Linked DNA regions of Homo sapiens: region 2 is linked to region 1. Evidence: chromatin loops called from intact Hi-C (ENCODE). Cell type or tissue: A673. All regions are shown on one strand. Each heading gives the region's core, and the rest is flanking DNA. Links, peaks and the distances in the headings are about the cores only. Region 1 has its middle 150 kb from the start of ISM1-AS1. Region 2 overlaps TASP1 (taspase 1).

Evidence for each region. Hi-C counts contacts between places; a loop is a spot of excess contacts. Peaks named below come from ENCODE experiments on the same cell type or tissue, not always from the same donor. Only the 100,000 strongest peaks of a DNase experiment are listed, where the experiment ranks them.
Region 2: a loop joins it to region 1, with 4 times the contacts of the local background. A loop is called at or near these places in 2 of 110 quality-filtered maps.

What each region holds. Positions count from the first base shown.
Region 1 is chr20:13,383,373-13,386,295 of GRCh38, forward strand. It overlaps a transcript of TASP1 not described here. Among named protein-coding and RNA genes, the nearest start is that of ISM1-AS1, 150 kb to the left of the region's middle. In A673, for the core only: no CTCF peak of the experiment used is centred there; no DNase peak of the experiment used is centred there.
Region 2 is chr20:13,448,916-13,451,838 of GRCh38, forward strand. All of the region lies in intron 11 of TASP1 (taspase 1), which reads right to left. Among named protein-coding and RNA genes, the nearest start is that of TASP1, 190 kb to the right of the region's middle. In A673, for the core only: no CTCF peak of the experiment used is centred there; a DNase peak (open chromatin) is centred at 1,366; H3K27ac peaks cover 1,081 bases.

The DNA of each region.
Region 1 (2,923 bases), core at 320-2,819:
TTTGTGAATGGATTGGTTGTAGAATCACAGAAGGAAAGTAAAAATTCAAGGATGTCAGGTGGTGGCCCTCAGTGAATCTAGCCTCTGCTACAAATGCCCTTAGGCTGTCCCTCCCTCTTGAATCTGGGCTGAACCAGGTGATTTAATATAAGCAATAAATGTGGCAAAAGTGATGCTGGGCCATTATGGACCTAAACCTGTAGAAGGCCTGGTAGTTTCTGCTTTTGTGCTCCTGGGAAGCTTGACCTGCCGTGTCTTTTTGGCATGTGGTGTGGAAAGATGCTGTAGAGAGGCTCTGAGCCTGCATGGAGTAAGAAGGACACTCAGCCATCCAGCATCCCAGCTCGGCCTATCTCCTAGCTCACCTTCCAGCTAAATGCAGCACACTAGTGACTAGCAGCAAGAGCAGCAGAAAAACCACTGAGTTACGTTAAGCTCAATTTACAGAATTGTGGGCAAATAAAACAGTTGTTGTTTAAGCCATTAAGGCTTGGGGTGATTTGTTATTCAGCCATAGAACATGAAACAGATGACCCCCAGAGTTTTGGCCTGAGTGCACAGAAGGATGGAGCTACCATTTACCAGGTGGGAAAGACTGCTAGTTAACAGGTTTGGGGGAAGAACCTGGGTGGAAAGATTAAAATCTTACTACTTGTACATGGAAAAGAACACATGTTTTTCTTAATATATTGGAAGATATCCTCTACCTCTTAAGCATTACTGGATTTTCCAAGGCCAGGAAAGATCATTTTAGGAGTAACTCTTTGGATCTCCATCATAATAGCGACAGTAAAGGTTAAAGGAATTGTTTTGAATTTTTTTCTTTTAGGCTTCTGACACTCTGTTGACAAAGAAATCCCCATGGCAATTCAAGGCAAAGAAACTCCCACCCACAAAGTTTTTCTGCATTGCCACTTGTGGTTTCAGGGCTTCAGTAACTGCACCATGTAAAGGAGAAACCACTGGACTCACTTTCTCTCCCAGCTTTCCACAACTGGTCATAATGAACCACCTTGGGCTTGGCTGATGGTCTTCTGGAAGCTGAGTGTGCCGCCTTGGAGGGAAGCCCTTGCCAGTTTTAGATTTAATCCTTCCTGTGGCCAAACACTTTAGAGACAGAAGCATGGGGGAAAAAAAAAAGATTGCCTGGTCAATTTGGTCAGCCTGTGAGTTTCTGATCATAGACATCTGGCTAATACCTTGCGGACTTGAATGCAAATTAAGTGCTGGGGAGGGGTGGTGTGTTCCTTAAGAATTCTTAAGGCCCCAGAACAAATATTAATGTGATATTATTAACTTTATGTTTCCAACCTCCCATTCACTCCCCCTATAGCCCACTACATTTACCTACTCATACTTCCTTCCCCTGGTTAATCGGCTTCTGGGAAAGGTTTAGAATACAACTAAATGAAAACAACTTAATCATACACATTAATCATATACACAGGGATTCATTGCTGCTGGGCTCAGCCTTGTCTTGGGCCAGCGTTCCTGGGAGGGGGAGTGGCTTCCACCTCTGTTCCCTCTGAAGGTCACCAGCCACTGCAACCTTAAGGTGAACAGGAAGACTGGGTTTTGCGGGCAGAGGGGACTCCCAGTGTTGAGCGTTTATAGGATTTATGTCAGAACAATGCTGATGTGCCTTAAACATTTAGTTTTAAGAAAAATTTTGGAAGACATTAAGAAAAATTTACCATGAAATTATGTTATGAACAGCCAGACTTGAGAGATGCCCTTTTGGAAATGGGTGTTGTGTGAGGCCCCCATGGCATGCACGTCGTGAAAATGTGTTCGTGACACAGGACACTGTTCTGGCCTCTGCAAATTTCTTAAAGTCATGAAACGCCTTTAGCTAAAGCTTCTTCCAACTACCGTTAACACCATTCCAGGTCATTTCCTTGAAGGCATCCACCAGTCCTTGATGAACTGTTGCTCTTCAGCTTCTGTTTACTTCACCATATCCTTAAAAGTGTTTGTCTGTCTCCAGCAGTCTGGTGCCTGTTAACACTGACTTAGTTGCGAACTTCACAAACTTTTGTGGCATATCCAGCCTTATCACTCGGAGAATGTCCCTCCGATGTTACGGATGAAAATGGCTGAGCAGGTGCACATGTCAGGAGGAGAGCCCCAGTGAGGGGCATAAGCAGACTGGTGAGTCCACCCTCAGTGGAGGGCCTAAAAACCCTAGTGGCCAAGAATACATGTGGAGTGGAATGTGTTTCAGTGTGAAGTCCTCCAGAAGCAACCCTGAGATAAGGAGTTGACTCCAAGTAGTTCATCTGGGAGATGATTTCAGTAAACACAGGTAGGAGAGTCAAGAAGGAACCAGAAAAGGGGAGAAAGCCAACACAAGGTGTACTAAGTCAACTACCAGAGGGGGAAACTGAAGCTTAATTCCTGTAGGAACTCTCTCAAAAACTGCGAAACACATATTCGGTATTATCGCACCCAAGTAGCAAAGGAGCTAGCCAATTTATACACCAACTTCTAGGGAGTGCTGATTCCCTGGCACTTGTGGCCTACAGCACCCAGAGACAGAATAGCTTTCCATCGTTCTGGAAAAAGCCTGTCAAAGTTGTGTGGGGGATACTAAAACAGTGAGGTTCAAGAGCAATGACCATGGCCTGCTCTAGGATGCCTTCCAGGCTGGCTTTCATTGGCTGAGACCTTACCACAGTGCTTGTTGTATGCACCTGCAGCCTGAAAATATGGATATCAGCTATTCTGCTCAGCATTGTCATAGATTTCCCCAGAAGTTTAAGGAACAAATATATGTACTGGGCATCATTAGGCTGAGCCAGCATTGTATGGGAAAGCAGTAAATGAGGGATTGTGTAAACCTATAGGTCTGGTCATCTTTTTGTGATATTATTAAATGAAAACTGCAGGCTATAGAACCCCATTTTGGGAGTTCAATATAGCA
Region 2 (2,923 bases), core at 326-2,825, 66 kb after region 1:
GGGTTAGATGGCAAGTTGTCTTCGAGTGAGGTAAAAACACCCAGGATTGGTATATTTTTAGGTCAATTAATCATGTGTATATGGAAGAATTCACTGATACAGTGTTTAAAACATGTATAGCATTAAAACTTTTTTTTCTGGGTGAATAGAGTGTTTGCTCATTAAATTCTAGATTCTATGTGTGCTAACTATCTTATGGTATCTACACTATAGTCCAAAGGCACCAGTGCTCCCGAGCAATGCCTTTTGCTTCAGGAGGACTATGCTGGTATCTTTTATGTGGACTTGGTAAACAAAGTTGATATGGCCAAATAATGCAGGTGAGCAACTTGGGGTACATGGGACTGTCTCCACCAATCACTGCCTGAAGACCTTCCAAAGGACATCGGACCTTAAAGAACATTATACATTTAGTTATTGTTGCTCATTGTGTTTCCTTCTCTGATTTATTTCCTTATATACCCAATTTTACCATGAGAGCAACTCTATTCACTTTTACTTTGTGTGGTCAGATCCCACTTACTGTGCAGAAGCACATAACATAGAGGCCTTCTAGCACGCTTTTAATTCCTATGTAAAATCAGTTTAATGTAGCTTTGTGTACTCTCATTAACTTTGTTTTTAAGTAAGTAAATAAATAAATCTATTTTATTGTGACAACAATGGCTTTGCACAGCTGCTGTGTGGGAAGCTTGATAAAATGGTGATTGCTGATATTCCAGTTTCTATTAAGTTTCTGGATTCTTCAATATTTTTCACTTTGATGATTGTACTGAGAGGTTATACAGTTACATAATTATAAATGCATACTGTTATACGTGAACTTACAACTCTAGGTCTAGAAATACTGCAATGTTTACATTGTGAACTTTAGATGAAACTGTCACATATCCCTATATAGTGAATCACTGTATCCTGAACCCTATAATAGGGAGTCACCCATTAATGCAGGAGGACTTTTACATAGAAAGCTATAATTCAATTGTACAACATATCAGTGCAATGATACACAGGGTGTTGCATCTCACTTGAATGTACTTCTCTATATAAAGGCATACCTTGAAGATACCGAAGGTTCATTTCCAAACAACTTCAATAGAGCAAATAACACAATAAATGGCAAATCACAATAAAGTGAGTCATGCAAGTTTTTTGGTTTCCCAGTGCATATGAAAGTTATGTTTACACTACTATACTATAATTTACTAACTGTATAGCAGTGCTATGTCTAAAAAATGTAAATAACTTAATTTAAAAGTACTTTTATTGCAAAAATGCTAATGATTATCTGAGACTTAGATGAGTCATATCCTTTTGCTGGTGGGCGGTCTTGCCTCGATGTTGAAGGCTGCTGTTGGATCAGAGTGATGGCTCATGAAGACTGAGGTGGCTGTGACAATTCCTTAAAATAAGATGGCAATGAAGTTTGCTGCATTAATTGACTTCCTTTCATGAAAGATTTCTTTGTAGCATGCAATGCTGTTTAATCACATTTTACTCACAGTAGAGCTTTCAAAATTAAAGTCAGTCCTCTCAAACCTTGAAGTTGCTTTATCAAATAAGTTATGCAATATCCTAATTCTTTGTCCTTATTTCAACAATGTTCACAGCTTCTTCACCAGGAGAAGATTTCATCTCAAGAAATCACTTTCTTTGCTCATCCACAGAAGCAACTCCTCATCCGTTAAAGTTTTATCATAAAATTGCAGCAATTCAGTCACATCTTCAGGCACCATTCTAATTCTAGTTTCTTGATATATCTACCAAGTCTACAGTTACTTCCTCCGATGAAGTCTTAAACTCCTCAAAGTCATCAATGAGGGTTAGAATATACTTCTTCCAAACTCTTGTGAATGTTATTTTGACCTCTTCCCATGAATCACAAATGTTCCCAATGGCATCTAGAAGGTTTTTAATTTACTTGACCCAGATTTCAAAAGCAACAAATCCTGATGGAGAAGGTTTTCTAAAGGTTTTTAATTTACTTGTCCCCGGTTCATCAGAAGAATCACTATCTATGGCAGCTATAGCCTTATAAAATGTATTCCTTAAATAATAAAGAGTTTCAGTATGGATATTATGTTAGCAGGCATGAAAACATTAATCTCCTTGTACATCTCCATCAGAACCCTTGGACGACCAGGTGCATTGTCATAGAACAAAACTATTTTGAAAGGAATATTTTTTCCTGAGCAGCAGCTCTCAACAGTGGGATTAAAGTATTCAGTAAACTGTGCTGTAAACAGATGTGCTGTCATCTAGACTTTGTTGTCCCATTTATAAGGCACAGGAAGAGTAGATTTAGCATAAGTCCTAAGGGCCATAGGATTTTTTGAATGATAAATAAGCATTGGCTTCAATTGAAAATCACCAGCTGCATTAGTTTCTAACAAGAGAGTCAGCATGTTCTCAGAAGCCAAGGCACTGACTTCTCCTGGCCAGCTATGAAAGTCCTAGATGGCATCATCTTCCAACAGAAGGCCATTTTTGTCTGCCTTCAAAATCTGTTGTTTAGTGTAGTCACCTTCTTCAGTGATCTTAGCTAGATCTTCTGGATAACTTGTGGCAGCTTCTCCATAAGGACTTGTTGCTTCTTCTTGCATTTTTATATTATGGAGGCAGCTTCTTTCCTTATACCTCATGAATGAATCTCTGCTAGATTCAACTTTTCTTCTGCAGCTTCCTCACCTCTCTCAGCCTTAACAGAATTAAAGAGAGTTAGGATCTTGCTCTGGATTGGGATCCTTAACACTGAGTGTTATATCAGATGTTCTATCCCCATACCAAGCTGTTTCACTTCCTTATCATCTGTGTGTTCACTAGAGTAGCACTTTTTAATTTCCTTCAAGAACTTTTCCTTTGCATTCACAACTTGGCTAACTGGTGTAGGAGGCTTACCTTTTGACCCATCTCAGCTTTTGAC